2 separate regions of the Mus musculus genome follow, and region 2 is linked to region 1. A link is a loop called in an ENCODE intact Hi-C map of the cell type or tissue named here. Cell type or tissue: left cerebral cortex. All regions are shown on one strand. Links, peaks and the distances in the headings refer to the core of each region. The heading gives the core; the rest is flanking DNA.

What was found. A loop is a pair of places that touch in the nucleus more often than their neighbours do. Peaks named below come from ENCODE experiments on the same cell type or tissue, not always from the same donor. Only the 100,000 strongest peaks of a DNase experiment are listed, where the experiment ranks them.
Region 2: it touches region 1 in a loop (6-fold over the local background); 2 of 42 quality-filtered maps call a loop at or near these places.

The regions. Positions count from the first base shown.
Region 1 is chr5:134,386,105-134,401,681 of GRCm38, reverse strand. It overlaps Gtf2ird1 (general transcription factor II I repeat domain-containing 1), which reads left to right. Exons shown (of 30, transcript NM_001081464.2): 9 at 5,882-6,065; 10 at 9,262-9,287; 11 at 10,752-10,860; 12 at 11,971-12,008; 13 at 12,471-12,551; 14 at 13,159-13,248. Among named protein-coding and RNA genes, the nearest start is that of Gm46925, 45 kb to the right of the region's middle. In left cerebral cortex, for the core only: no CTCF peak of the experiment used is centred there; a DNase peak (open chromatin) is centred at 6,851.
Region 2 is chr5:135,422,323-135,437,899 of GRCm38, reverse strand. It overlaps Hip1 (huntingtin interacting protein 1), which reads left to right. Exons shown (of 31, transcript NM_146001.2): 13 at 1,391-1,463; 14 at 2,710-2,893; 15 at 3,571-3,659; 16 at 4,758-4,850; 17 at 6,153-6,254; 18 at 6,473-6,616; 19 at 7,574-7,709; 20 at 8,640-8,726; 21 at 9,076-9,183; 22 at 9,264-9,400; 23 at 11,469-11,579; 24 at 12,977-13,035; 25 at 13,265-13,358. Among named protein-coding and RNA genes, the nearest start is that of Pom121, 36 kb to the right of the region's middle. In left cerebral cortex, for the core only: a CTCF peak has its summit at 8,926 (motif pointing left); a DNase peak (open chromatin) is centred at 6,598.

The DNA.
Region 1 (15,577 bases), core at 3,286-11,285:
GTGTGTTGTTGCTGAGACAGAGTCTCCTGCAGCTTAGACCAGCGTTGTCATGGCTGACGTTCAACTCGTGATCCTCCTGCCTCTACCTGAGTGCTGGGATGATAGGCGTGCATCGCCACGTCCAGTTTTATATTGGAGCTAGAGATAGAATACAGGGATATATTAAAATGTTCTTGACCAGTAAGGCAGCCCTGTCCAAAAAAAAAAAAAAAAATAGTTGGAGAGATGGGCTAAGTGGTAAAGAGCATTGGCTGCACTTCTGGAGGTCTTGAGTTTAATTCCCAGTAACCACTTGTGGCTCACAACCTTCCATAATGGAATCTGACTCCCTCTTCTGTATATGACAGATCACTCATATACGTTTTTATATGTGTGTGTGTGTGTTATTAGATATATTTGTATGTGCATGCTTGTTTGTGTGCATGTGTGTGTGTGTGTTTGTGTATATGTGTGTGCCAAAATGTAAGAGTAGAGGTCAGAAGGTAGCTTATAGGAGCCAGCTCTCTCCTTCCACTGTGTAGGTCCCAGCTACAAAGCATGGACTGACAAGGCTTGACCCCTTTAGCCCCTGAACTACTAACTGTCTTACATTCCTGTTGCTGTGATAAAACACCATGACCAAAATCAACTTGGGGAGGCAAGGGTTGATTTTTATTTCAGCTTACACTTCTCAGTCACCCTCCGTCTCTGAAGGAAGGCAGGGCAGGAACTGAAGCAGAAGCCATGGAGGCACAACGTTTAGTGCCTTGCTCTCATGGCTCGTCCAGCTTGCTTTCGTACATCACCCAGAACTGCCAACCCCAGGTGACACTGCCCATCATGAGGTGGGCCCTCCCACATCGATCGTCAGTGGAGAAAATGCACCACACAGGCTTCTCCCTAGGCCATTGGGGACATTTTCTAGTTGAGGTTCTCTCTTCCCAGCTTGATAAAACTAACCCATGCAGCCATCTTCCTGGAAGTCTCCTGTAAAAGTCACTTTTATTCACCTAATGTAATTGTCATCTCAGAGGCTGACTGTCTGCTAACCTAGCCTACGTCCTGGAAGCTTCTAGCCTCTGGACAATCTTATTTAGGCCTAGAATGTTTTCAGCCTCTGAGACTTACTGCTGACTAAGCTCACCCCATTTTAGTTCATTCTGATCTCTGGCTGCCTGATTCAACTCAGCTGTTCTTGCTCGAAACGCCTCTCGAATCTGACGGATGCAAACTGGCTTCTGACTGAATTGCTCTGTCTGGCCTCAGGCTACCTTTGACAATATGTTCTAATCTTTTGGGTCCTTTTCATTCTCTGGCCCATTCTGTCTTCACCTGTGTCTAGCTTGTTCTGTCTCTGCAACCTGTCTCCTTCTGCACTGCTCTCTTTTGTTTTTGTTTTTGTTTTTTGTTTTTTTGGTTTTTCGAGACAGGGTTTCTCTGTGTAGCCCTGGCTGTCCTGGAACTCACTCTGTAGACCAGGCTGGCCTCGAACTCAGAAATCCGCCTGCCTCTGCCTCCCGAGTGCTGGGATTAAAGGCATGCGCCACCACACCCGCCCTGCACTGCTCTCTTAAGTCACGTCTCTTTCCTCTCTCTTCTCGTGAGAGTTGGCCATATCCTATTCTGTCAAATCTTTCTCTGATTCATCACTTTTTCTACCACTCAATTAGATATCACTTTCAAACATGGCTGCTTCCTTCTACAAGCTAACTTTACTTTCATTGTTTGGGATTAAAGATGTATGCTAAGAGGGATTAAAGGTGCGCTAAGGCTGAGCCTCAGCTTTTCCAGTAAACAACACAGTCTCAGGATTCACAGTGTGATCAAATATCCTGCAACAGTCCCCACTTCTTTGTCCTGATCCTTTGAGACAGGGTCTCTTACTGGCTTGGAACTCACTAAGTAGGTTAGTGGAGCTGGCCAATGAGCCTGGGGCTCCAACTGTCTCCAAAGTGTCAGTGTTGGGGTTACAAGTGCAAGTTACCTCTCCTGGCTTTGTTTTGTTTTGTTCTGTTGAGACAGGGTTTCTCTGTGAAGCCCTGGCTGTCCTGGAACTCTCCCTGTAGACCAGGCTGCTGAACTCAAGAGCTCCTCTCACCTCTGCCTCTCAAGTGCTGGGATTGAAGCTGTGCACCACCACCACCTGGCTTTTTTGCATGGATTGTTGGTATCAAAATTGTATCTGCATGTTTGTAAGACACTGAATTCAAAGTGCATGGCATTTTACCAACTGAGCTAAGACTTTTTAAGTGTGTGTGTGTGTGTTTGTGTATGTGTTTGCATGCATGTGTGTTTGTGTGTGTGTCCATCACATGTGTGTGCACGTCAGAGGACAGCTTTCTCAGGATTTGAGCCTCTCTAGCCATCACTTGGGTACCAGGGATTGAACTCAGGTTGCTGGGCCTAGTACTGAATGCATCTGCTCCTGCAGAGCCATCAAGAGCCCTTGCCTTTTTTTGTGGTGTTGTCGTGGTCGTTTTGGGTGTGTGAATGTTTTACACTTATCTTGCGTGTGTCTGTGTGTAAGCTGGAGTGTGAGGACAGACTTCGGTTCACTCTTCCTTGTTCCATGTGTGTTCCAGGGACCTAGTCAGGTTGGGATGGCAGTGAAGCACCTTTTCCCACCAGACCATCTCTCCTCCCCTCTTTTGGATTTTTGGAGGCACGCTCTTACTCCCTAACCGAGGCTAGCCTGGAAATCTCTATTTAGGCCAAACTACCTCAGCACATCAAATACTGGATTATATACATGGCTAATTTACCTAACCTACTTTCTTTCCTTCTTTCCCTTTTCTCTCTTTCAATATGCATTACTTATTTATTTATTTAGAGACAGGGTCTCATTTTTTCCCTGGCTACCTTTAAACTCCCAGAGTAGCCAAAGTTGACCCTGAGCCTCTGACCTGCCTCCACTTCCTGAGCCGTCCATTACAGGTTTGCACCACTATACCCACTTTTGTTCAGTGCTGAGGATGGGATCGGGGCTTTGTGCATGCCAGTCAAGCACTTCCTGAGTCATATCCCCGGCTCCTTCATTTGTTTTTTTACACAGATTTATCTTCTATAGTCCAGGCTGGCTTTGAATTCATAGCCATCCTCCTGCCTCTGTCTCCCCAGTGCTAGGATTCCCAGGTTTTCACTACCGCCTGGGCTTCCTGCTTTTTTGCCTGATTTAATGTGCTCTAAGTGACAGGTCTTTTAAACTTCGGGGAGGTAAACTGTGTAGATGACCCAAAAGCTGAGTTTTGTAAACTGTTTAGTATTTAGGAGTTTGTTCTAGGGACAGAACACCACACTCAGTAAATCTTGAGACACAAAGTGATGGGTATGAGGTTCCCCGTACTGGAGGATGGATGCCCTTGTGTCCAAGGGCTACAGCAACCAATGACTTGGGTATGCAGATGCATGCGTCAGTGGACATGTGCATGCAGGTGCATACAGCAGTGGGCATGTACATGTGGACACATGAGGGGGTCCCTGAGGTGTCAGAGAGGGAAGCAGACCTGTAGAGAAATGAGAATGAGAACCCAGTGCCAGCCTGAAGTAGATTTCAGGGTGTCTAATGCCAGACGGTTCGTTGTCAGCATATGTAAAACATACTACAATTCGGGAAAAGGTTTCCAGGCAACAACCATCCCAGTCAATCCGATTGAGGCATAATAAAGCTTAAGGTGTGACTGCATAGAAACTCTTTTTACAAAGTGCACGTGACCCTGAGGGCGGGTTCTACAGCCAAGAGGCCTAGAATCTAGTGTGGTCTCTGACCGATAGCACAGAGGTCAGCAGGCCATAAAGTCCATGTGACATCTCCCCTAAGGATGGGTAATGGTCTAAGGAGGGAAGAGTTTGGGATAATTATTCTGGGGGATTTGGTCTGCCTCTATAGACAAAGGTCACCCAGTCATTAACAAAATTCACTCTGCGGTCTGGGCGGGAAACCAGGTATTTTATCTCCTCCTCTGAGAAGAGGCCCCTATGTGTTTACATTCCTGGTTTCCCTAGGGATCGAAGGACTTTTGTGTCCTCAACAGATAGGTACAGCCGTGTGTGCTCATATGCAAGTGCATGTAGCTGTGGGCATTTATGTGCAAGAATCATACGGTTGTGGGCCCTTGTGTGCAAGTGCACGTGACCGTGAGAACCTGGATATGGCTGCCTACAGCAGTTGGCGTGAGGGGTCAGGAGTCCACAGTGCTTTCTGAGGATTCTAAGGTAGCTTTGAGGAGGCTCAGGTCTCAGGCTAGAGAGTCAGGTGCCTTCCTGAGATGATGTCCTTACTGGGTGAGCTGGGACTGGTGGTCTGGGCCTTCTGCATAGGGTCTGGGGTGACCTCATTGGCTGTCTGTCCAGGAGCCTCCTGACACAACCAGGTGAACCCTTCTGGGCTGTAAGGACATGGCATGGAGAAGCTCTGGGTATGTGCAAGACAAGGAGGCCTAGGTCAGAGCTGGCATCGGCTGGGCTTCAGGTTCAGCCCTGGTGCTATCTTTCTGGCTACCATATATGCTTGTGATAGGCCAGTGACGGGGTGGGGTGCATATGGTAGACAGAGACAGACAGACAGACACAAGGCTTGGTGTTACACACTTGGAATTCTACTATTTCTAGAGGCTGAGGATTAAGATGTCCAGGCTGCCTGGGCTATAAAAGAAGATACTGTCAGGAAAGCTAAAAGAGGTTGGGATATGGCTCTCTTGTGCTTGCATGAAGCCCTGGGTTCCATCCCCAGCATCATACAAACCAGGCATGGTGGTGCACGCCTGTGATCCCAGCCCTTGGGAGAATCCTGAGTTCAAAGAGAATACCCCCCCTCCCCCCATATCAGAACAAAACGTTTCTTGAGGCTGCCCCTGCATGGCCAGGAGTGCGCATGAACTCCACAGAGCGATTACCCAAACCCTGAAGGCAGGGAGGGTGGCTCCCCAGACAGGAGGTGGGGGTGGGGGAGAAATGACTTGACAGCTGCTGAGATTTCCAGGGTTTAAAGTGACAACGAGCTAAGTGTGACTTCACGGTGTAGAGCTGGCTGCCAACGCTGCCAACAGACAGACCTGGGACATGTCACAAGAAAAACAATGAAGCAGCCTGGACGCTTGTGCCCAGCCCTGACTTGGCCAGTGAGTGGCTGAAGGGCAGCTCTGGGCTACAACACCCAGCCCCGAGGAGACGAGAAAAAGCCCCAAGCAAGGACTAGCATGCCCAAAGAAAGCAAGCAATATTTGGAGCTTGGCGTGATGGTGTGCCTGGTCTGTAAGCCCAACGCCTGAAGGCCGAGCCTGGAGGATTGCTGTGAATTTGATGCCGGTCTGGGATATAGAGCAGGGCCCTGTCTCAATGAGGAACAGGAAGGAAGCAAGATGGCTCAATTGGTACAGGTGCTTGCGGCTAAGCCTCTTGCTCTGGAACCCACATGATGGAAGGAGAGAACCGACTCTTGCAAGTTGTCCTCTGACCTCCACACTCAGGCTGTGGCCCTTAGCCATGACTCCCAATAAATAAATAGTGAACCTTCTAAAGTGTTTGAAAAAGGATGCTGGGCCAGGTTGTGGTGGCACTCAGAAGGCAGTTTGAGGTTAGCCTTGTATATAGAGTGACTTATAGGATAGCCAGGGCTACCCAGAGAAACCCTGTGTGTGTGTATTTGTGTGTGTGTGTGTTTGTGTGTGTGTAGCTGGGGGACACTGTTCTTTAATGCCTACATTTGGGGAGCAAGACAAATCTTTGAGCTTGAGGCTAACCTGGTCTACATAGTGAGTTCTGAGTCAGCCAGGGCTACATAGTGAGACTTTGTCTAAAAACGTTGAAAGAAGCACACGCAGCCAACAGTGTTAGATGGACTGTGGCCAACACCGTATCCACTGTGACTTGTCCCTTGCATTCACCCTTGTTCTTACCCTTCCAGCGGAAGCCCTGGGCCTGGACCACATGGTCCCTGTGCCCTATAGGAAGATTGCCTGTGACCCCGAGGCTGTGGAAATTGTGGGTATTCCAGACAAGATCCCCTTCAAGCGACCCTGTACTTACGGAGTGCCGAAGCTGAAGAGGATTCTGGAGGAGCGACACAGCATTCACTTCATTATCAAGAGGTGTGAATTGGCTCCGTTCTATGAAAGAAAGGCTTCCTAGAATCCCTCAGTGAGGAGCTGGGGGCGTGGCTCAGTGGTAGAGCCCCTGCCTAGAATCCCCCAGTGAGGGGCTGGGGGCATGGCTCAGTGGTAGAGCCCTTGCCTATAATCCCCCAGTGAGGGGCTGGGGGCATGGCTCAGTGGTAGAGCCCCTGACTAGAATCCCCCAGGGAGGGGCTGGGGGCGTGGCTCAGTGGTAGAGCCCCTGACTAGAATCCCCCAGGGAGGGGCTGGGGGCGTGGCTCAGTGGTAGAGCCCCTGCCTAGAATCCCTCAGGGAGGGGCTGGGGGTGTGGCTCAGTGGTAGAGCCCCTGCCTAGAATCCCCCAGGGAGGGGCTGGGGGTGTGGCTCAGTGGTAGAGCCCCTGCCTAGAGTCCCCCAGGGAGGGGCTGGGGGCGTGGCTCAGTGGTAGAGCCCCTGCCTAGAATCCTCCAGTGAGGGGCTGGGGGCGTGGCTCAGTGGTAGAGCCCCTGCCTAACATGTATGAAGGACTGGATTTTTCATCCTCAGAACCACAAAAGCAAAAAAGAGGAGCAGATGATTCTAGAGCTTTGGGACCCTAAGTCAGTGAAGTGTGCCTTCCAGCCTGGGCACCCTATGAGGACATTTGGCTTTTTTCCCCTGCGGAAAATGATATGAAACCCCTCCTAGTCGGACTGTACCTCCCCCCAACTCCTTACTTCCTAAAGAATGGTCGCCTTGTTAAGTCTGCAGCCGCTGGGTCAGTGGGTGGGGCTGAGAGGGGAAGCAGGGCCCCCGACAGGAAGCTAGTTCCCGCCCCCACGCCAGCATTGCTCTCCGACTGCTTCAGGCCTTTTGGTATCCAGATGTGTGTGTGAGCTCCCAGAGCTCCGGGAAGAGCAAGGAACCCTTGGTCTCTCAGAGGAAGAACAGGAAGCCACGTTCATGCCCTGAGCTTAATTCAGACACCCAACTTAGTCTACCCTTACTGGCTTGTTTGTTTGTTTCATTTTATTTTAATTTGTTTGTTTGTTTGTTTGGAGAGAAGGTTTCCCTGTGTAGTTCTGGCTGGAACTTAATACGTAGACCAGGCTGGCCTCAAACTTATCAGACCCGCCTGCCTTTGCCTCCCTTGTGCTGGGATCAAAGGCTCGCAACACCACTGCTGGCTGTTTTAGTTTGGGGGTCCTTTGTTTTGTTTTCTGGGTTGTTGTTTGTTTGTTTTTGTTTTTGTTTTGTTTTTAAGACATGCATGGTCTGTGTACTGTGTAGCCCAGGATGACCTTGAATTTCTGAGTCTTCTTTTTCCACCGGGATTACAGGTCTGCATTTCTGTGCTCTACATTCTCCATGGCTTCCTAAGTTATGTCAGACGGGTTGGCTAAAATAGTTGGTTTTGTGACGTTTCCACACATTCAGATCAGGCACTCTGATCCTAGTGTCTGAGTGTCTGTCTGTCTGTCTGTCTGTCTGTCTGTCTCTCTCTCTCTCTCTCTCTCTCACACACACACACACACACACACACACACACACACCATTTATACACTCATCCCCCTGTCCCAGTTTCATCCTGTCACCCCTGTGATAAACACAACGACTGAAGGGAAGCAACTTTGGGGCAGGGAAAAGGTTTATTTCCACTTCTGGGTCCCAGTCCCTCCTTGAGGAAAGCTGGCAGGAACTCTGCAGATATCTTGGAGGAATGCTGCTCACTAACTCACTCTCTGCCTCAGCCCTTGCTAGTGCTGGGCTTTCTTACACAGCCCAGGACCACGCCCATTGAGGGCACCACCCACAGTGGGCTGAGCATCCGTTTACAGGATTCCTCACAGACACGTCCATAGGCCAGTCTCCTGTGGGCAGTTCGCTCCTCAGAGGGCCCCACTTTGTTGTTAAGCCCTGTGGTGGTAGCAGCACACACAGCCTCCCAAATGCTGGGATTACAGGTGGGTGGGTACCTCCATGCCTGTCCTTCTTGGCCTCGGCTTTAGAGGTTTTGGACCTTAAGCCATCCCAGGGCCTCTTCCCCTGCAGTCGGTCCATCAGTGACCTGACCTTTCACAGGGTCCAAGGTGTCTGTGGCTCCCATGAGGTAGAAGCCTGCATGGATGAGCAAGCATATCACTACAAGGGCCTGCCCTTGCTTGGGGCTTCTACCTTCTGAGGCTGCCCCTGAAGGGGTCCTCAGGTCAGCTTCCGTGACTGTGATCTGTCCAGTGGCTCCGAGTTGCTTCTTGCTGAGCCTGGCCCTTAGAAACATGGGTATATAACAGGGGCTTCATGAGCAGGTAAGGGATGGTGGTGTGGTTCAGTGGTCAGAGCACCTGCCTGGCATCCACAAAGCCCTGGATTCCATCCCCAGCACTCAGAATCCAGGCATAGTGTAAACAGGCCTGTAATCCCAGCACGGGAGGGGGATCAGGAATCCAAGGTCATCCTGGGCTCCAAAGGGAGTTCAAGGTCAGCCTGGGCTCCATGAGACCCTGCCTCACAAAAAGCAAAACAGAACAACAGAAAGCCTGTACAGGTCTTTTGTGGCTGGAGTAGTAGCAGGACAGGAGCTTGAGTTGTCCCACTGCTTCAAAATAGCGTTTCGAGCTTCCCCTTGTTGGCATAATGACCAGATAGGTCATGAGCTGTGCCATCCCTGGCTAAGCAGAAACTTTAATACCGAGATTTCAGAGTCCCTCTGTAATAGTTATATTTCCTTGTTGCTATGACAGAGCCCTCGACAAAAGCTACTTACGGAGGAAAAGCTTACTTAGGCTCACAGTTTGCAGGTCCACCGTGGCGGGAAGGTGGGCAGGGGGAACGTGGGGTGGCAGGTCACTCACCATGTATTCCCAGCCAGAAAGTGTAGGGCTGAACACTGACCCGCAGCTGTCTGTTTTTCTTTCGATTCAGTCCAGGATTCCAGCCCATCGGATGTGCCACCCACATTTAGGGTAGATATTCCCTCCTCAGTCAACCTAATCTAGAGACCCTTCATGGACTTGTCCAGAGGTTTGTTTCAGTGGCCATTCTGAGTCACATCAGTTTAGCAAGATGAACGGTCACTCCCCAGCTCTTGCCCGCATGGGTGGTCAACCCCCCCGTGCCCTGGTCCGTGGCTCTAAGAGCCACACTGGTGGCACCTGTGGCATCTCAGACGGGAACAGCCTGCACCTTTCTCATGCTCTCTCTTCTCTCTTCCCAGAATGTTCGATGAGCGCATTTTCACAGGTAAGTGGGTACCAGCGGGTGTGTTCTGGAGTTGGGCTAACCCTGTTACCTTGAGTCCTCTTCTATGTCTTGGGCTTTTATGTGGTCTCTCGGATTCCGATGACTAATAGACTAGGAACCCTCCAGAATTTAGAGTCTCCTTAGAGAAAACAGTAATACCATTTGCTAAACACACAGCCAGGTTCCTTTCGGAACTACCTTGTTTTTTGTTTATGTTGATGTGTGTGTGTCTGTGTGTGTGTGTGTGTGTGTGTGTGTGTGTGACCTTGTGTGTATTTGTGTGTGTCCTTGTGTGTGTATGCAAGCATGTGCCCTTGTGTGTGTGTGTTTGTGTGTGTGTGTGTGTGTGTTTACCCATGTGGAGTCCAGAAGTTAACAGTGGGTGTCATTTTCCACAGTCAGTCTCTATGTTATTCTTTTGGGAGACAGATTGCTCATGATGGTGTTTTGTGTTATCGCCCTCCTAATCTCCATTATGAGTATAAGTCACTGTTTTTCTGTGAAGGCTGGGGCTCCACATTCAATTTTTCTGAGATTGCAGGCATCCGTATTGTATTCACCTTGTGTTCACCCTCAGCCATGTGCAGACACAAGTCTGATCCCACTCCCACAGATAGATAAAGCAACTAAGGTGCAAGAGAAGTGAAGCTTTGGTGTTTCCCATAGATGTGTGGTTCCAAAGCCTCTGCCATGATGGCAGGGCACACCTTAGAGAGGGAAGATATCGATTGTGTGCCTCAGCCCCCAAAAGCTGCACAGATCCTCGGGACATGATGCGCCTGAGCTCCATTCACCCAGCAGCTTTCTAGCCTTGGGCATTGTCTGTAGGCCTCAGTTTCCCCATCTGTGACATAGAACTAGGTAGCTGGGCAGTGATGCCTTTAACCATAGCACTTGGGAGGCAGAGGCAGGAGGATCACTGAATTTGAGACCAGCCTGGTCCACAGAACAAGTTCAAGGACAGCCAGGGCTACCCAGAGAAACCCTGTTTTTTGTTTGTTTATTCTTTTTTTTTTTCCAAAGACGATACCTGCCTTCTAGTTTTTGGTTTTATTAAACAAGAAAATGACCCTATGGGGCAAACCTAGTTTGGGGGGGGGGGGTGTGCAGCCTTTCTCCTGAGGCTCTAACATTACCATGTCCTGGTAGAGGGCAGAGACATCCTTCCAGATAAGGGCAGGGTATAGACAGATGAATTCCTGGCTGTTTCGGACAGAGCCCCAAAGAAGAGATCAAATGCACGTGCCACCCTCACAAGAGTGCCCGAGAAATGTCCTGTAGAAGCCACTGCCCAGGTGTCTCCTACCAACCAGAGAGGCCCTATCTTTAGGGGTTCACAGCCCAAGCTAGCTCTGAACTCACAGCAGTCCTCCAACCTTAGGCTCCCGAATATTGGGATTGTGGGTAGGTTGCCACCACATTTGGCTGAAGAGCCATCATTTTAAAGCCCAACTCTTCCCACAGGGAACAAGTTTACCAAAGACCCCATGAAGCTGGAGCCAGCTAGCCCACCAGAAGACACTTCCACAGAAGTCTGTAGGGACAGCATGCTGGACCTGGCTGGGACTGCTTGGTAAGGGCCCTCCTCTGCTCTGGGTTAGGCCTGTGTTTTGCACAGTATAGGAAAGGCTGAGGCCTGGCTGGTCCCTGTCATACCACTCAGGCACTTGGTTTCCATACAAGAACTCCAAGTACAGGTCTTCCAGGCCAGTGAGAGACAAAGTGGGGCAAGAGATCATGGAGGACTAGATATTTCAGGTGTCAATCATCTTGGGAACCTTCCTTGGTTCCCCACACTGCTTGTCCCTGTGTACATCCCACGGGCCCTAATCCCCAACCCAGGCTGTGAACTGAGAGGGACAAGATCTGACCATGTAGACTGCAGGTATGGTTCAGCAGTAGAACACAGGCCTAGAATCCCCCAGTGAGGGGCTGGGGGCATGGCTCAGCTGGCCAAGAAGATGGAGATGAGAGTGAGAACATGGCCAGAGGAGCCAGGGCATTTGGAAGCTGGTGCCTGATGCTAATGTAGGGTAGTAAACCCATTCTCTGAAAGCATAGGGTTCAGGATGCATGTGTTTTTATTATTTTTGATGGTTTTTTGAGTCCGGTTCTCAGTATATAGCTCTGGCTGTCCTGGAACTTCCTATGTAGACTTGGCTGTGATCTCTGCATCCCAGAGATCCCACCTACCTCTGCTTCCCAAGTGCGGGGGGATTAAAGGCCTGAGCCAACATGCCTGGTTTAAGATGATTTTATGTATATATGTGTGTATGTGTGTATGGTGTGTGTATATACACCCTTTGAGTGCAGATGCCCAAGACCACCGGAAGAGGGCATAGGGCACACCAGAGCTGGAGTTACAGATGTTGTGAGCCCACCATGTGGGTGCTGGGAGCCGCATTTGGTTCCTCTGCAAGAGCAGTAAGCCTTTAACTGCTAGGCCCGCTCTCCAGCCCCTTAGTTGGGTTTTCTGAGACAGACTCTCTTGAACTCGAAGCAGTCCTCCCGAGTCTGTCTCTCAGATCCTGAGGTCAAAATGGGGTCTGCAACCCTCAGATTTGGGGGCTGTTTTTTTGTTTTGTTTTGTTTTTGTTTGAAATGTGGGCAAAACTGTCCTGGGCAGAGTGGCTCAGGACAAGATGGACAGACACTGGGTCATTTGCTCCTTCCTTTTTCTCAGGTCAGACATGAGCAGCGTCTCTGAAGACTGTGGGCCAGGTGAGAAACTGCGGGACTCCCTTGTGTATATTCAGTCCCCTACTGACAGCCAGGCAGAAACTAGCCCAGGCTGTGAATTCACAGTAATCGGGATAGTTCTCTACCCATGGCCATGCCCCTGCCCCAAGAATCACATTGCAAGCAGCAGAGCATGCTGGGAACTCTCCCTAACCCTGCATCACTCCTGCCTACCCTGGGTCTGTAGATAAACACTCCATCCCCCCCCCGCTCCCCCCCCCCCATGGACCGGTAAGCTCTTTACAGTAGAGGAACCTGGCTTGGCTTGAGTTTTTCCAAGGGCTCATCTGGCCCTTCCTGGTCAGGGCAGGAGCCAAGGGTCCATTGACTTTTCTTAGTTGTTCTCTGTCAGTTCACAGACATGGGAATATTCTGGAAAGCCTTGCCTCTGTCTGGGCATGTTCATACCCCTGCCTGACTGGGTCCTTCTTGTCCTCTTTGCAGGAACCTCAGGAGAGATAGCAATGTTGAGGCCTATCAAAATCGAGCCAGAGGAGCTGGACATTATTCAGGTTACGGTCTCAGGTAAGAGACCTACATCAAAGGACTGTCGGTGGGTGTTCCCGTTCGTGGCCAGACATGTTGGCAGAAGCTGTGCTGCTCTGCTGCCCAGTGCTCATACCATCAGGCCAAGTGCTTTGCCACTGAACCATGGCCCCAGCCTGTCACTAGGGGATTCTAGGCAGGGGCTCTACCACTGAGCCACGCCCCCAGCCCCTCCCTGGGGGATTCTAGGCAGAGGCTTTACCACTGAGCCACGCCCCCAGCCCCTCACTGGGGGATTCTAGGCAGGGGCTCTACCACTGAGCCACGCCCCCAGCCCCTCACTGGGGGATTCTAGGCAGGGGCTCTACCACTGAGCCACGCCCCCTTCTCACTTTTTATTTTGAGATAGGATCTGATTCCTGAACCCGCTCTGTAGCCCAGGGAGACCCCAAAGCTTTCAGTCCTGCTACTTCACCTTCCTGAGAACCCAAGTCACCAGGTCACAGGCTGTGCCATCTCTGACTGCATGGATCTCTTTTAGAATCGTGACCTGTAGACCCGCTTGGCTGGCCCATTAGGACCTCTAAGGGACCATGGTAGTCAGGACATGTAAAAGATGCCCACATCATTCAGAGTTTCCTTTTAGATCCTTCACCTACCTCTGAGGAGATGACTGACTCGTTACCTGGGCATCTGCCCTCAGAGGATTCCGGTTATGGGATGGAAATGCCGGCTGGTAAGAGGTGGGCTGGGGCTGGCCATACTGGGGACCTGCCACCCTGGGGAGCCACAGGGAGGGACAGGTGGGTCAGGAAGTCCTTGCCTTTGTTGGAGAAGACTCAACACACATGGGGTACATGGCACCATCCATCTCTGTGACTTGGGATGTGTCTTGAATTTTGAAATATTTGCACTTGATTAGATGCTTGGAGCTGGGCAGTGGTGGTGCATGCGTTTAATCCCAGCACTAGGGATGCAGAGACAGATGGATCTTGAGGTGTTCAACGCCAGTCTGGTCTACAGAGTGAGTTCCAGGATAGCCAGGTAGCCAGAGTAACGTGGAGTCTCAACAATAAAAGGGAGGAGGGGTGTTGCTGTTGCTGATGGGGTCCCCTGAGTCCACATGTCAGTTCCTTTGTTAGAGGTTGAAGCACTTTAGCAGCCTGAGAGCGTAGCATATTTAAGGGGGCTGGGTTCCATGACTAGCATCACAGGGTGTGAAAAAAATCAACACATGGACATAAAACTCTCTGAACAAGACAAACATTGTGGAGCATTAAATCCCAGCACTTGTCGGGATAGAGACAGGAAGATCAGAAGTTCAAGGTCAGCCTTCGCTGCATAGCAAGGTCTAGGCTACATGAGACCCTGTTTCAAAATACCAAAAATGGGGGTTAGAGTCGGTTCATCCAGTAGAAGCCCTTGTCACGCAAGCTTGTGACCTTAGTTTAGGCCCTCAGACTCCCATGATATAATGAGAGAATGGACACCTGAAAGTTGTCCTGTGGCCACCACATGATTTCTGTGGCCTGCATATGCCCTCCTCGCACAGACATGTAAATAAATAAAATAAATTCAATTAAAACTTGTTTTTCAAATGTGCTAGGCTGGCTGGTTGCTTGCTTGTGCATATCTGAGGCCCTGGGTTCCATCCCCAGCATCACATACATTGGGTGTGGTACCACACACTCGATAATCCCAGCACCTGGGAGGAGGGAATGAAGAGGACTAGGAAATCAGCTTTGGTCATAGAGAATTCAAGACCAGCCAGAGGTATATGAGAGCCTGTCTCCAAAGGATGAGAGCTGGAGTGTTGTTTCAGATATTAAAGGATGAGAATGTCAGACTCTCTGGAGCTGGAGTTACAAATGGTTCTGAGCCCGCTGATACACATGCCCAGACCGGAACTCTAATCCCCTGGTAAAGCCGTAGCTGCTCCTAACGGCTTAGACATCTCCCCAGCCCCACTTACTTTATGTTAGACAGATAACCTAAAGGTGTGCTGGATAGCAAACCCAAGGCCTTGCACATCCAGGCAAGGGCGCTGCAATTGATCTGCATCCTTAGCCATGCGTGTGTGTGCGCGTGCATGTACGTGCACACTTGTACGTGTGTTTCTTTTTATAAATTCTGAGAGAGGACCTCACTCAGTTGGGCACCTGGTCCTGAACTGGCCTCATCTTCCCTCAGCCCCCCAAGTTGCTGGGAGGACACGTGTTCCTGTTTTACTTCTTTGGTGTGATCACATACATTGATAAAAAGCAGTGTGGGGGAGGGAAGGGTTTATTTGACCCACGGGCCCCCGGTTACATTGCAAGGGAGTCCACCAAGCCTTGAAGCCTCTAGCAGTATCAGTCACATCTGTAGTCAAGAGCAGAGAGAATGGATGCACACTTATTGCTCCCCAGGCTTGCTCTGTTTTACAATTGAGCACCCAGGGGATGTGGCCACGCCCCTTCAGTCTGGCTCTAACCACCCACGTTATATTAACATAATCAATATAGTCCTCCACAGACATGCCCACAGGCCCATTAGATTTAAGGGACTCCTTACTGAGGTTGTCTAACCCCTAGTTGTTCAAAACATCAAAAAGTGGAGGCCAGAGGGATGGCCCTGCGTGGGAAAGCCCTTTTTGGGTCGAGTCAGCAATTCAAACCATCACAGCTGGTGTGCATCGCCTTGGATTTTGAGACAGGTTCTTGCTACGTAGACTAGGCTATCCTGCAATCCATAATCCTCCTGCCTCAGCCTTCCCGTGTGGGATTATGCCACAATGTGCAGCCTTTATACTGTAAATATATGAGACCGTGTTCATGTCTTTAATGGATTTTTTTGGTGCTAGGAGTGGAACCCAAGGCCCAAGTGCATGCTATGCAAATGCACTGTTGCTGAGCTGCTGGGCTGTGTGTGCTCCAGACTCTTAGCTTTTTTTTTTTTTTTTTTTTTTTTTTGGATATAATCTCACTGTGCAACTCAGGCTGGTCTCGAACTTAGAAACCTGCAACCTCAGACTCTGAGTTCCTAAGATCACAGGTGTGGGACTCCCCACACTGGATCCTGGTGTG
Region 2 (15,577 bases), core at 4,320-12,319, 1.0 Mb before region 1:
CTTTTAAAAGAAAACGTTTTGTTGCATTCGTTTGTTTGATTATATGTGTGTCGTTGGTCGGGGGATGTGGCAAGGTGTCAGGGTTTTATGGGTCATCTCTCTCCTGCATTTATGTGGAGTCCAGGAATAAACTCAGGTTCTTGGGCTTGGAGACCCTTCACCCACAGATCCCCTCATCCATACTTAACATCTGGGCTTTTTGGAAAGAGGTGGGATGTAGCTTAGCTGGACCACTGCTTAGCATGCTAAGGGCTGGGGTTCCATCTCCCAACTACGAAAGGGACCAGGGCTAGAGAAATGGCTCAGTAGCTAAGAGTCCTTGCTACTTAAAGTTCATTTCCCAGTACCCACCTTGAGTGGATCACAACCTCCTGAAACTCCCAGGGATCCAACACCTCCTTCTGGCCTCCAAGAGAACCCACACACATGTGCACATACTAACGGGCAGAGATATACATAAATTTATAAAACTGTCTTAGTCTCTTACCTCTTCTCTAAACATGATCGCCTTGTATCCTAGATCAGCAACAGTGAACCTTGTGGGTATCAGGGTAAGATACCTAATGTCTAAGGTACAATAACCCTAGGTATCCAAGAGTTGCTGGATCCAGAATCACCTCCACAGACAGACACAGAAACAAAACTCAGCCACTGTGCAAGACTCCCTTATAAGATGAATACTATTTCTGTGGCTTTTTTCTTTTTCTTTTTAAACCCCACTTAAATTTTGTACTGGGACAGAGTTGCTGCAGGCGTGCTGTGCCATTAGTGTATAAACAAGAGGACATCTTGCAGGAGTCAGTTCTCCCTTCTACCGCATGGGTGCCAGGGGTCTAAGGCAGATTGCCAGGCTGTATGGCAAGCACCTTCTGAGCCATCTCACCAGCCCCTGTTTTTCTGATGTTTCAGAAATAATGACAAAAACAAAAGTCTGTATGTGGTCAATAAAGATGCAAGGTTTTTTCCTCCCCAAATATCTTCCATCCCCAGTCAGTTGAATGCACAGGTCTAGAACTGCAGATGAGAAAAGTTGACTGTAAAATCTATACTGCAAAGGATTATTACTGTTATTTGTGGGTCTAGCGATGTGGCTTCATGTATAGAGTGCCTGTCTAGCATGCAGGACACCCCCCCCCAGTACTATATAAAGCAGGAACTGTAGCACATGTTTATAATTGTAGCACCCCAGAGGAAGGGAGAGAAGGGTGGTCGTGGTGGGAATAGAAACAATCTTCCTCCAGTGAATATCTGGTAACAGGAAAAGTTATTTGTTTGTTTTCTTAAAGAGAATGCCCCAATTAACACAAGCTTTGACCTCTTTTTGTCTCCTGACTTACATGGAGGAGAGGGGCGGGACATAGTGACACCAAGCCTGTTTTTCTCTTCTCAGGGACCACTTGATTGAACGCCTGTACAGAGAGATCAGTGGACTGACAGGGCAGCTGGACAACATGAAGATTGAGGTGCATTCTAGGGTCCATGTGCGCTTGGGTTTCACCAGCATGTGGCACATGGCATTCTTGATGTCTCATGATAATGGCTGGACCCCATCCTAAGACTGGGTTGATGGATAGACATGCCTTGCTGGGTCTGGTGGCGCATGCCTTTAATCCCAGCACCAGAAGGCAAAGGCAGGTGGATCACTGTGAGTTTGAGGACAGCCTGGTCTACAAAGGAAGTGCCAGGACAGCCAGAGCTACACAGAGAAACCCTGTCTCAAAAAATCCAAAACCACTACCAACAACAAAATAGATATTCAAAAGTCAATAAATTTGCTCATCTCTAGGTCTCAATTAGAATTTGTTATCATAACATGTAACTTTAGGATGGCAGTTAAGCTGGGTACCAGTGTCCCCATGAGGCATGACTATGGCTTGGCCATCAGAACTTTTTCTCATAAGTTCTTGAGAAAATTGATTTAGGAGCTGGAGCTATAACTCAATAATAGATCACTTGCCTAAATCTGTCAGAAGGGCTGCGAGCACATGACAGAGCGCCTGTCTAGAATCCCTTGGTAAGAGAGGGAGGATAGGCTTCGGTTATAAGGTGCCTGCCAAGAATTCATCAACTATGGGCGAGAGGTGTGGCTTAGTTGTAGAGAGCTGAGCTAAAATGTCCCAGGAAGGGACAGGAGGTATGGCTCATTGGTGGCCGACTTGCCTAGAATCACAGTAAACGGCTGGGAGTCTGGGAGGGGTGTCTGAGCAGGAGAACACCTGCCTAGAATTCCCCAGGGAGGGGCTGGGGGCGTGGCTCAGTGGTAGAGCCCCTGCCTAGAATCCCCCAGGGAGGGGCTGGGGGCGTGGCTCAGCGGTAGAGCACCTGCCTAGAATCCCCCAGTGAGGGGGCTGGGGGCGTGGCTCAGTGGTAGAGCCCCTCCCTAGAATCCCCCAGGGAGGGGCTGGGGGCGTGGCTCAGTGGTAGAGCCCCTGCCTAGAGTCCCCCAGTGAGGGGCTGGGGACATGGCTCAGCAGTATAGCCACTGGCCACTTGAGCAAGACCCTAGGCTCCCTCCCTACCCAGAGCGACAGAACAACAGTAACAAAAAGTTTTCTCTCTGTAGTTGGTTGAGTCTATGGGTTGGGAAATTGATTTAGAGATCAACCACATCAGTGCCAGTCACGTGATAAGTCATTTCCTGTCCTGCCTGGTACCCCTCATGGGGCAGCCTGGCAGTAGTGAGCTTCTCACCACGGCTTCCCCTGACAGAGCCAGCGGGCCATGCTGCAGCTGAAGGGTCGAGTGAGTGAGCTGGAGGCAGAGCTAGCAGAGCAGCAGCACTTGGGCCGGCAGGCTATGGATGACTGCGAGTTCCTGCGCACTGAGCTGGATGAACTGAAGAGGCAGCGAGAGGACACGGAGAAGGCACAGCGCAGCCTGACTGAGATAGAAAGTGAGGGCTGGGGCTGGGGATGTGGGCGGGAGCAAGGCAGATCACCCCTTTGTGGAAGCAAAGCTGGGGTACTGACTCTTGTCTTCAGAGGTAGGAACAGGTTTGGTGGCACTGCTGAGCCAAGGACACATTGATGGCTTGAGTCCCTATCCTGGGAGAGGGACCTTCCTAGGAGAGGAAGCTGGACAAAGCCTAAGGGGGCGGGGCGGGGACACATGAAGCTTAAAGCCCTGCTGATATGGATACTGTGTTTGTAGGCATCTGTCTGCAGGTGGATTTGAATCAGGGGAAAGTTTACTTAAAGAAGACAACCTTTTATGTCCGCTTCAGTGGTGTTTACATGTAACTTCAGAACTCGGGAAGCTAAGGCGGGAGATGACCATAATGCTAGCTTGGGTTACATAGCAAGACCTTGTTTCCAGTAAACCCCTATTAATGACTATTAATGAAAGTTAATAGATAAATTCTAGCAGAGTGTGGTGGTATACGTCTGTAGTTCCAGCCCACAGGATCAGAGGTTCAAGGTCATGCTGGCTACATAGCCTGAGCTACTTGAGACCATATCTTTAAAAAAAAAAAAAAGATAAAGATTACCTTTAGTGCCCCCAGTTTCCTAGAGGGAGGATGAGGGGCATCCCAGCCAGGGCAGAGGCCTCACCCTGATCTTTCCATTGCAGGAAAGGCCCAGGCTAATGAACAGAGGTATAGCAAGTTAAAAGAGAAGTACAGTGAACTGGTGCAGAACCATGCTGACCTGCTGCGGAAGGTAGGCATTGTGGCCCCTTCTAATCCTCCCATATGCTCCACATTACAGGAGAAACAGCTCAAGCCTGGGCGGGGCTTGGGGGGGGGGTCTCCAAGCTGCACAGTATGTATGTATTCTTCCTCTGTATGTCCGAATGCTTGTGTATGCGCATGTGTGTGCAGTTGCTTGAGGAGGCCAGTAGATGGCATCAGACCTGTGAAGCTGAAGTTATAGGCAAATTGTGAGTCTAGCATGGGTGTGGGGAACCCAAACTACATACTTTGAAAGAGCAGCACCAAGCCATCCTTCCAGCCCCACACTCCTAATTCTTGACCCCACCTTGCTTGCTTTCTTTCTTTCTTTCTTTCTTTCTCTTTTCTTTCTTTCAAGAGATGGCTCAATGGTTAAGAGCACTGACAGCTCTTCCAGAGGTCCTGAGTTCAATTCCCAGCAACCACATGGTGGCTCACACCCATCTGTAATGGGACCTGATGCCCTCTTCTGGTGTGTCTGAGCCCTATCTTGAGTCCTAACCCCAGCTTTTTAAGACTTCTTGAGTTCTGTCTGTGTGCCAGCCACACTTAGGATTACCCTTCATTTGAGCTGGGCATAGTGGGACATGCCTATAATCCTATCAGAAGGTGGAGGCAAAATCCTATCTCAAAAAAAAAAAAAAAAAAAAATAGCCACGAGTAGTGCCACATGACTTTAAACCCAACGATGGAGGCCAGGCAGGGCTAAATAGTCAGATTCTATCTCAGAAAGTAGAGAGTAGGCGTACTATCCTCACACCTGAAATCCTCAAACGTAGAAAGCAGAGGCAGAAGGATTGCTGTGAGTCTGAGGCAAGCTTGGGCTACATAGTGAATTCCAAGCCAGCCTGGAAAAACACTACACCAGACAACTCTACCCTTACCCACTCTGTATTTTTGTAATCACCTTTAAGTCTAACATCCCTCTGAATGCCATGGCTGGTTCTGGCTTCCTTCTGGGTAGGGAAAACTTCTCCTGTCTGCCTCCTTGTTACTCACAGTCTGATGATAGATCATTGCTGCTAGAAGGACGATGGGCTTTGAGCCTGAGTAATGTCTGGTTAAAAACTCTCTACTCCTCTTTTAGAACGCAGAGGTGACCAAACAGGTGTCCGTGGCCCGGCAAGCCCAGGTGGATTTGGAAAGAGAGAAAAAAGAGCTAGCAGATTCCTTTGCACGGGTAAGTGACCAGGCCCAGCGGAAGGTAAGCCAGAGAGACACTTGGGGATGTAGAAGGGAGGGGTACGTACATACGTGCGTGCGTGCGTGCGTGCGTGCTTGCGTGCGTGCGTGCCTGCAACATCATGCATGTTGAAGTGGGTTTAGGTTTAGATTCTTTTCTGGTGCCGTGCGGGTCTGGGCGATCAGATCCTCCCGCTCAGCCCCAAGACCCTTGAGCTTCAGTCATCTCCGAACACCTGTAAACAGGCTTGGAGGCCGACTTGGCCCAGAGGGCTTCATCATATGTTCCATGGGTAATTTTCAGGAGGCCTTGGGAGCTACGCGGAAGAGCAGATTTCGCTCAGTTGGTAGAGTTCTTATGTTGTAGGCTCACCTAGGAGGCCTGCGAGCTCCATCCCTGTTACCACATGAACCAGGCGTAGTAGTGCAAGTCTATGCTCTCACCACTTGGGAGGTAGAGGCAAGAGAAACAGAAGTTCAGGCCAGCCTGGGCTACTTGAAACCCTGTCTCAAGGACAGGGGGCCAAGCAAAGGAATAGAGGGCCAGGCTGTAGTGGTACACGCCTTTAATCCCAGACAGAGGCAGGCAAATCTCTGAATTGAGGCCAGCCTAATCTACAGAGTTTTAGGACAGCAAGGGCTACCCAGAGAAACCCTATCTCAACAACAACAGTATATATAAAATCAATTATTATTTGTTTTATTGTTACTAGTAATTAATATTATTGACATTAATATCAACTGTGATTTAATATTGTTATTAATCATAATATAGATAACTATATAATTGATATAATCTTGACATATTAAAATTACTGATTCTAATTAATATTTATATTGATAAGCTTTATTATTTCTGTATTGATAATCAGTTATTGGTAGTAATTAGTATGTGTTAGTCCTGAATTCTTAATAACACCTAGTAAACTAATCTTCAAAAATTAATATTGGGAAAGAAAGGCAAAGCTGTTGGTGAGGCCTGGGTCATCGACTTCCTCCAGGCTGCCTGCTACCCACACACTTAGAACTCAGACCTAGTGGATCTACAGTCTCGGTCAATAGCGTGGGACGTCAATAGCGTGGGACGTCAATAGCGTGGGACGTCAATAGCGTGGGACGTCAATAGCGTGGGACGTCAATAGCGTGGGACGTCAATAGCGTGGGACGTCAATAGCGTGGGACGTCAATAGCGTGAGACGTCAATAGCGTGGGACGTCAATAGCGTGGGAAATGCATCCCTATCTGCCTCCTTTCTCGTGAGTCCCTGGCTCACACTGCTTCTGTTTCGCTTCTGCTTCAGACTCAAGAGCAACAGGATGTTCTAGAGAACCTGAAGCATGAACTGGCCACCAGCAGACAGGAGCTGCAGGTCCTCCACAGCAACCTGGAAACCTCTGCCCAGGTGAGCCCTCCCTGCCCCGCTCCCTCTGGGGCCTCAGCTCCTGCCTTGAGCTCTCTGGCCCCAGCTGTAATCCACACATATTCCTAGAAGCAATGATAAGGATGGAGACACATATCACTACCTCCGGCCAGGTGCCAGGAAGTGGGTCTGGAGTCCCAGAGAGGGGACTGTTGAATTTCCTTAGTTTCTCCCTATTCCCACATGGGTGACCTCTGCAGTCAGAAGCGAAATGGCTGACACAGATCGCCGAGTTGGAGAAGGAACAAGGCAGCTTGGCGACTGTTGCAGCTCAGAGAGAGGAAGAGTTATCAGCCCTCCGAGACCAGCTGGAAAGCACCCAGATCAAGCTGGCTGGGGCCCAGGCAAGTGACATATAGCCACTGGGGACACCATGGAGGCCAGAGATGTGCTGTGAAGGGTTAAAAGCCATTTGGCCTGGTTGCCAAGGTCTCCTGTGGACACAGTTTCTAAAGCCAATTACCTCTATTTTGTATAGGAAGAAAATTATGTGGGCTAGGGATATACCTCGGTGGGCAGAGCGCTTGTCCAGCATGCATGAGGCCCTGAGTGCAGCTCCAGACCACATCAGCTGAGTCTGCCCGCACACACCTGTGATGCCCCAAGTCAGGAAATTGAGACAAGGAGAATCAGGAGTTCCAGTTATCCTCAGCCCTCCAACACTGAGTTTAGAGCCCGCCTGAGATACATGAGTCCCTGCCTAATAAAATAATAAAATAAACTAGGGCCTGGAGAGACGGCTCAGTGCTGCGGCTCTGTCAGAGGACCCATGTTGGGTTCTAATTATCTCTAGAAATGCTCTCGAAGGCACAGACACAGGTGTGCTTTAATCATCTAGGCTTATCTTTTTTTAATTAATTAATTTGCATGTCACACAAATCCCCCTTTTTTTTTTCAAAGATTTATTTCTTTTATGTATGAGTACACTGTAGCTATCTTAAGACACACCAGAAGAGGGTGTCGGATCCCATTACAGATGGTTGTGAGCCACCATGTGGTTGCTGGGATTTGAACTCAGGACCTTTGGAAGAGCAGTCAGTGCTCTTAACCTCTGAGCCATCTCTCCAGCCCCAATCTGGGCTTATCTTAATCAAGAGGACACCTGGTTGTGGAAGTGGGTCAGTGGGTCAGTGGGTCAGTGGGCCAAGGTCAGGTATTATTTTCTGCATGGAGCTGACCATGGATGGATCTCCTTAGTGACACAGTGAGAGGCCAGGAGCCCATGTGGTCCCAGGTATATACTGCTTAGGGTTCATTGCCGTGTGCCTGGCCGACTCTCACCTGCTTGGGTATTTTCCTAGGAATCCATGTGCCAGCAGGTGAAGGACCAGAGGAAAACCCTCTTGGCAGGGATCAGGAAGGCTGCGGAGCGTGAGATACAGGAGGCGCTGAGCCAGCTTGAGGAACCCACCCTCATCAGCTGTGCAGGATCCACAGGTAATCTTCCTTCCGACTGCCCACCTGCTGGGCCCTGTACTTCCAATTGGTGTTGAATCCCCTCAGTCCAGCTACATGCTGGAGCCCGTGGGGTGGGGTAAGCCTACTCTCTAGGTCGGTGACATTGCAAGTTCTGTGGCCAAGTAATTGTGACTTAAGGGTCACTGTGGCTCACAGTTACAGAAGGTTCCAGTCCTCAGAACAGCTCTACCTGGTGGCGTCTGGAGTGGAGAGGGTGAAGAGCAAGACAGGAAATAGGCAGAGAGAACAGATTCCCAAGATCTTCCCCCTGAGACCTGTTTCCTCTCAGTAGGCTCCGCCTCCCACATGGCCGTAGCCTACCAGATTTTGTGAGTTCCAGGACAGACAGAGCTGTATAGTGAGACCCTGTCTCAATAAGAACAACGACGACAATAGTAATATCATGACCTTGTAAGAGAAACGTGAGTCAGAACTTACAGTGTGCTATGCCCCTAAAAAGAGCAGGACCCTGAGATGATAATGAAGTGAGAAACAGGGCGGGGACATGGCTCAGTTGATAGAGTGTTATATAGTGTGTACGAAGCCCTGGGTTCTAGCCCTAGTACCATGTACACTGCGTATAATGGTACATGCCTGTTATCCCACCACTTCAGAGGAGGAGGCAAGAAAATCAGAAGTTCAGTTGAAAGCCAGCCTGGGTTGCATGAGTCCCTGTGTCGAAAGAAAGAAAGAAAAACAAATAGATAGTGTACATCCCATCAGAACCAGCAAGCACAGCCCTCCTGCCTTCCCTCCATCTCGCCCTCCCTCCCTCCTTCTCTCCCTGCGTCCCGTCTTAAGGAAAAGCGTGTGAGGCAGGGACTCTGAGTAGGTCAGCCAGCCCACCCAGCTGCTCATGGAGAACGAATTGTGAGACCCCTTGTTCTGACGTCACCCTGTCTTCCTCAGATCACCTTCTCTCCAAAGTCAGCTCCGTTTCCAGCTGCCTCGAGCAACTGGAAAAGAACGGCAGCCAGTATCTGGCCTGCCCAGAAGGTAAGAGGAACGGAGGACATGGCCTCTGTCACCAGGGGCAATCAGGCCAGGTTCAAATATCTCCCTAGGAAGCTGGAGATATGGCCTAGTGGTTAAAAGCACTCGATAGTAAAGAGGACCTGGGTTCAAGTCCCAGGACCCATTTCACACCTTGGGCTGTTTACAGCTGCCTGAAACTTCAGTTAAGTGGATCTGACGCCCTCTGCTGGCCTCCAGGGGTATCTGCATTCAGATATTCTTTCACAGACATATATTAAGTAAAAAATAAAAAAATAAAATAAACAGAATATACAGGGAAAAAAGCGGCATCCACCACTAGGCCTGACATTTTCCTTCCTGTGCCCTGCAGATATTAGTGAGCTTCTGCACTCGATCACCCTGCTTGCCCACTTGACCGGTGACACTATCATCCAGGGGAGTGCCACCAGCCTCCGGGCCCCACCGGAGCCAGCCGACTGTGAGTACCATAGTAGAGGGGATGCCCCTGAGAGCAAGGAACACAGGCAGTGTTTAAACATCTGTCTCTCCTGTCTTCAGCGCTGACGGAGGCCTGTAGGCAGTATGGCAGAGAAACCCTGGCCTATCTGTCCTCCCTGGAGGAAGAGGGAACTATGGAGAATGCTGACGTCACAGCCCTTAGGAACTGCCTCAGCAGGGTCAAGACCCTTGGCGAGGTATTGTTAGGAATGGGATTTGCTTTCTGTCCTGTGGTTTGTCTGACACAGGGTCTCCTGTAGCCCAGGCTGGCCTCGAATTCTCTTTGAGGCTAAGAATGAACCCTGAACTTCTTTCTCCTTCCCGCCATCTTCCAGGTGCTGGGGTTTCAGGCCTAGACCACTCTACCTGCTCTATGTGGGGATGGAACCCATGTTAAACAAGCAGTCTCCTGAACCACATCCCCTGCCCTCTTGGGTTTTCTGGGGTTTTTTTGTTTTGTTTTTGAGATGGTCTCTTATAGACCAGGCTAGCCTCCAACTTGCCATGTAGCCAAGGATAGGCTTGGATGGCCGATCCTCCTGCATCCACTTCCCACATACTAGGGTTACAAGCATCCTTCATCATGTCTACCCAGAAAGTGAGTGTGTGTGTGTGTGCGCGTGCGCGCGCATGTGTGAGTGCATGTGCACATGCATGCCAGATGAGGACATCCAGTGTCCTCTGTCATACTCTCTGTTCTTTTGATGTTCGGTCTCTCCCTGAACCAGACTCTCAGACTCTCGAGTTTTCCTGCTAAACTGAAAGCCAGCCACCCCAACAGACCCACTCTCTCTGCCCCACTCAGGCATGTGCCTGATGGTAGGGAGGCTCTTTATGGCCGGTGCTGGGATCCTAACTTCTGAAGTGATGACTGTGTGGCAAGCCCTCTTACTGCTGAGCCAGCTCTGCAGCTCCCAGGAAATGATTCTTATTTCAAGTACGAATGCTACTGCATTGCCAGGGAATCCGCTATGCTCCCACGGTCCTTTCTGTGTATCTAACCTGATTCTAGAAAGAGTTAGGCCTGAGAGCAGGTGACATCCTTGTTGTGTTTCAAGAAAGGGTCATACAAAACCACCACCTCGGCCTCTCCTATGCCTAGATTGCAGGCCTGTGCCGACACTCAAGGCAAGACCGACCTCAGGAGGACTTTCTAGCCATGTTTGATTCACTGGCCTGGCAAAGGCACTGTGTGTGCTACGTCATTGCCCGAAAATGGAATAAATAGTTACCCGTCTCTAAGTATGTGCTGGCCTGGCAGATAACACCAAAAACAGACATGCACACCAGCTTGTGAGAATTCCCACCCTAGGGAGACAGAAACAATGTTTGCCCCCTCCCTCTAAGATTCCAGTGACAACCAAAGTTCTGTCCCACTGAAGATCATCCAGGGGAACCAATGAGTTTATTGTCCTCACAGAGTAGGGTGAGGGGTTACAGGCAGGAGTGTGGGTGAGCTCACAGCCACCTCGTTGCAGAGGCTTCCCCACGGCCACGCAGGTGGATCAGCCTTTCTCTCGCCCCTCCTTGAGACCTCGAGGATTGCGTGCAATTGTTGTAGAAAATATTTAATCCCAATCCAGGGTTTCTACCCCGCCTTTGACCATTTAGTTCCCAGATGAAAGACACACAACCTTTATAATTATAATAAGCCTAATCACCTCAAGAGCTGGGAAGATATCTATCCTCCATGCTATTATGTCTAATTCCCAACCAGTAATCCCATTATATAATTTGCTATGTTTCATCTGGGCTGCTTTTAACTCCAATTAGCCAAACCACATGGCCATTATTTTTAGATTCTTACCCCATGGCACCTTCTCCTCTCTTGACTTTTTCTTCCTCCTTGTGGGTCTCCTCCAACCCCAAGCCCAGGAACCCAAAATCCCCACCTATGTCTCTTCTGCCCAGTATTGGCTGTCGGCATCTTTATTCACCAATGAGATAACTTAGGGGTCAAGGGCTGTAGCATCACCTGGGTCTGAGTGAGGTCTCTGTGAGCAACCAGGATTTAGCATAGCAAAAGACCACCTCAACATGCAATTCAGGTAGAGTTTGACCCCTAATAAAAAAACGGAAGTTTTATTCAAAATGGCTTCGCTTTAGTTCCTTCTCATCACGGTTCTGAGAATGTGCCAAGAAGTGCCAGGTGGTTCCTGTGACAGGCCCCGCCTCCGATGCTTTCCGGAGGGTTCCAATGATGGGGCCTAGGAAAAGCAAAGAGAAGGACCAAGCGTCCTTTAACCTCTGTGCTGCTGCTCACAGGAGCTGCTGCCCAGGGGCCTGGACATCAAGCAGGAAGAGCTGGGTGACCTGGTGGACAAGGAGATGGCAGCCACTTCAGCTGCCATTGAAGCTGCCACCACCCGGATAGAGGTACGAGAATTCTGTAGGTTTTCCCACAGTCACACTCCTGTGGCTTCCCTAGAGCAGTCCTATGCCTCAGGAATGTCTTGGTTTCCCTGTCAAAGCCAGAACTGTCCGGTGTGATGGTGCACATCTCTGACCTTAGCCCTTGGGAGGCGAAGGCAGGAGGTAAAGGAAGAGAGAGAGAGGGGGGGGAGAGAGAAAGAGAGGGAGGGAGAGAGAGGGAGATAGTTGTAGTGGCGCACACCTTTAATCCAGCACTTGAGAGGCAGAGGCAGAGGCAGAGGCAGGTGGATTTCTGAGTTTGAGAACACAAAATCAAAGAGGGGGTAAAAAGCCAAGGTTCTTACTAAGAAAGATGAGCAGGTTCCTCCGAGGTAGAGTGTTTTGGTGTCAGGCCACCTGGCGTGCAATTTCCAGGCCAGCTGATAATTACATGAATGTGAGTTACATTCACCTGGTTAGGACGGCCACTGGTTCAGTTTCATTTCTGTTGCTCTGAGAAAAACTTCTTGACAGAAACTTAGGAGAGAAGGGTTTATTTTTGCTTATAGGTTCAGGATACTTCACCGAAGTCACTGTGGCCAGGGCTTGAAGCAGCTTTCACATCCCATCTACAGCTGAGAGCAGAGAACAACAATGCATGCACATTCGCTTGCTTGCTCATTTGTGCTCAGCTTGATTTCTCTACTCTTACACAGTTCATACAGATCAGGACTCATTGCATAGGGAATGGTGCTGCCCACAGTGGGCTGGGTCTTCCCGCATTCCGCCCACAGATGTGCCCGCTCTCCAACCCAGTGTAGACAGTCTCTCAATGAGACTCATTTGCTGAGTGAATCTAGGTTGTTGAGTTGACAGTTAAAGCTATCCATCACTGTCATAACTACTAGGGGAAGCCTGATAGGTCTTAAAGAGTTTCTCAGTAGAAGCGGAATGAAACCCATTGGAAAGGTCTCATATGGCTCTCTTGGTGGAAGGCTCGCTCGCTACTGAGCACCTGGCTCATGAACTTGGTAGCAACCGCCTCTATCTGGTGTGTGTTTTATATACCAAGATGCAGACGTTCACTGGCTAGAACAGTCGGCTCCAACTGTCTACCATCCTGATAGATGAAAGGTCTGGAGTTATTCTGACTCACAAGGCTAGAGGTGAAAATATCTAGATCCTGCTTTCTTTGCCACCACAGCTTGTTGGATCCAGACTGTATGTACCAAGGCAGTTGTAGTGGATCAGGTTCATGGTCCATTCAGGGACCATGCTTGTTGGGATGGGGATGTAGCTCAGTGATAGAGGAGCTGAGGTCATGGCTTATCAGAGCACACACCTAGCACATTAAGAAGCCCGAGCTCAAGTCCCAGTAATACACACAAAGAAAGGAAACCAGCCATGCTTCTTTTTAACAGGAAATTCTCAGTAAGTCCCGAGCAGGAGACACGGGAGTCAAGCTGGAGGTGAATGAGAGGTCAGTGCGAGCCTTGAGGTTGCAGGAGGTAAGCAAGGTGCTTAAAAGCAAGGCCTGCAGGGACGTGTCACTCACCAGCCTCCTCCAGGGAGGGTATCTGCATCTTCCAGCCATCCCAATACCTTCCCTGCCCCGCCCTCCCATCAAGGTCTTCCTGGTTTAGGAATGAGAAAGCCAGTCAACCTCTTTCTTCTTAGTATCCGCGTCACCAACCATTTCTTCTCACTAGGATCCTGGGTTCCTGTACCAGCCTGATGCAGGCCATCAAGGTGCTCGTTGTGGCCTCCAAGGACCTCCAGAAGGAGATAGTGGAGAGTGGCAGGGTGAGTGTGGCTGTGGTGTCAGCCCTTTCTCCCTCCACATGTGCTGGCATCTGCTTGGCAGGGCCCCAACTGTCCTCCATCACGGGTGGATCTGACATTCTAAGGAAATTCACAGACACTGTGGGGAGTTGAGGGTCCCTGGCTAGTACTAGCCCAGCTCCCGGAGGCCACACAGAACTGCTGGAAACCCCTCTGACATTGCGAGTCTGGGTCTTCCGGGAACAACTGAGGACTTTGGGAAACTGGGCAGACTGCAGGAATAAACCTGGTACTGTCACCCCTCAGACATGTGAGCCTGGTCCCTAAAGATTCCCAGACCTGCAGATACTTAACCCTTTAATCCAAGTGCTCGTAACGCCAAGGCAGGAGGATCTCAAGTTTGACCTCAGCGAGGGATACGTGCTGGTCCTTTCCTCAAAACTCCCTTCATGAGTTGAGGATGTAGCTCAGTTGGTAGAGTCCCTGCCTAGCATCTATGAAACCATGAATTGCATCCCAGACTCTGCATAAAACCATGCATGGTTTATCCCCAGCGTTGGGAGGCAGAGGCAAGCAGATCTCTGTGAGTTCAAGGCCTGCCTGGACTATACATACAGACCCTGTCTCAAAACAAGAACTTTATGGGCTGGAAAAATGGCTCAGTGGTCAAGAGCACTGGTCTTCGGAGGGACTGAGTTTAGTTTTCCGTCCCCCACTCTTCCCACTCCCACTCCACCTCCAGCAGAAACAGCAGGTGGTTTACAACTACCATAGCTCCAGCTCCAGGAGCTGTCTCACCAGGTACCTGGTTTTCTTACACAAACATACACAATTAAAAGTTTAAAATGAATTTTTTTAAATTATTTTATTTATTTACATTCTAGTTGTTGCCCATCCCTGCCCACTCCCATCCCCTCTCCCAAAAATGAATCTTTTTTTAAAAGATGGGGACTTACTTTAATTCATTACCCCCATAGCCTTTTGCCTATTTGCATTTTCGTTTCTTATAATTGAGGTGAGAAAAAAAGTCACTTAGCCCTTGGTAGGCATTCTATAAAATTAGCTGTTAATGGCTGGGTATTGGGCCAGGGAGATGGCTCAGCAGGTAAAGGTGTCTGCCGCTATGGCTGACAAACTGAGTTCAATCTCCAGGTCATACATGGTGGAAAGATAGAGCCAGTTCCTTCCCAGCCATCCTCTGACCTTCATCCGTGCACCACACACTCACCAGCACATATACACTCACAAAATATATAAATACATTTTGGGGGCACAGGGGTCCTTGTGCTCACAGAGAAGCACGTAGAGAACCAGAAATGTTAATCATTGAGGGCTGTCTCCTCAATGGAGAAGATAAAATCAATACTGTATTTCACTTACATTCCACCTTTCTGTTATCTAGAGGCAGACCTTGCCCAAATTTTCCAGAATGGTTATCCCTGGATAACTCTTCCATTACCCATCCTGAGGGGAGATGTCACATGGACTTTATGGCCTGCTGACCTCTGTGCTGTCAGAGACCACACTAGATTCTAGGCCTCTTGGCTGTGGAACCCGCCCTCAGGGTCACGTGCACTTTGTAAAAAGAGTTTCTATGCAGTCACACCTTAAGCTTTATTATGCCCCAATCGGACTGACTGGCATGGTTGTTGCCTGGAAACCTTCCCCCCCCCCCCCGGATTATACTGTTCTCAGTATGCTGAGTGAAGCGCCTGGCTTAGGCTCCCTGCAGGCTGATCCAGGCTGATGAGGTCAATCTGCACTGGGTTTTCATTCTCATCTATTCAAGTGCCCCACTTCCCTCTCTGACACCTGCAGGAACCCCTCAATAAGTGTAATTTTAAAATCTGGGTATGTTGCTACACTTGGGGAGGCTGAGGCAGGAAGATGAAGAATTGGAGGATAGTTTAAGCTATGTAATAAATCCTCTCTGAAAACAAACACTGCAGACTGGAGAGATGGCCCATCGGTTAGGAGAGCGCTGTTCTGTCGCAGAGGACCAGGGTTTAATCCTAGCACCGGGGTGGTTGCTCCCAGTCATTTGGAACTCCAGATCCACAGGATGTGACTTCCTCCTCCTACCTCTGTACACACGTGGCACGTGTATATGCAGACAAAACACTCATGAGAAATCCGTTTAAAAATTCAAGTAAGACAGAGCAGTGATGGCTCACGTCTTTAATCCCAGCTCTTAGGAGGCAGAGGCAGGTGTGTCTCTGAATTTAAGGCCAGTCTGGTCT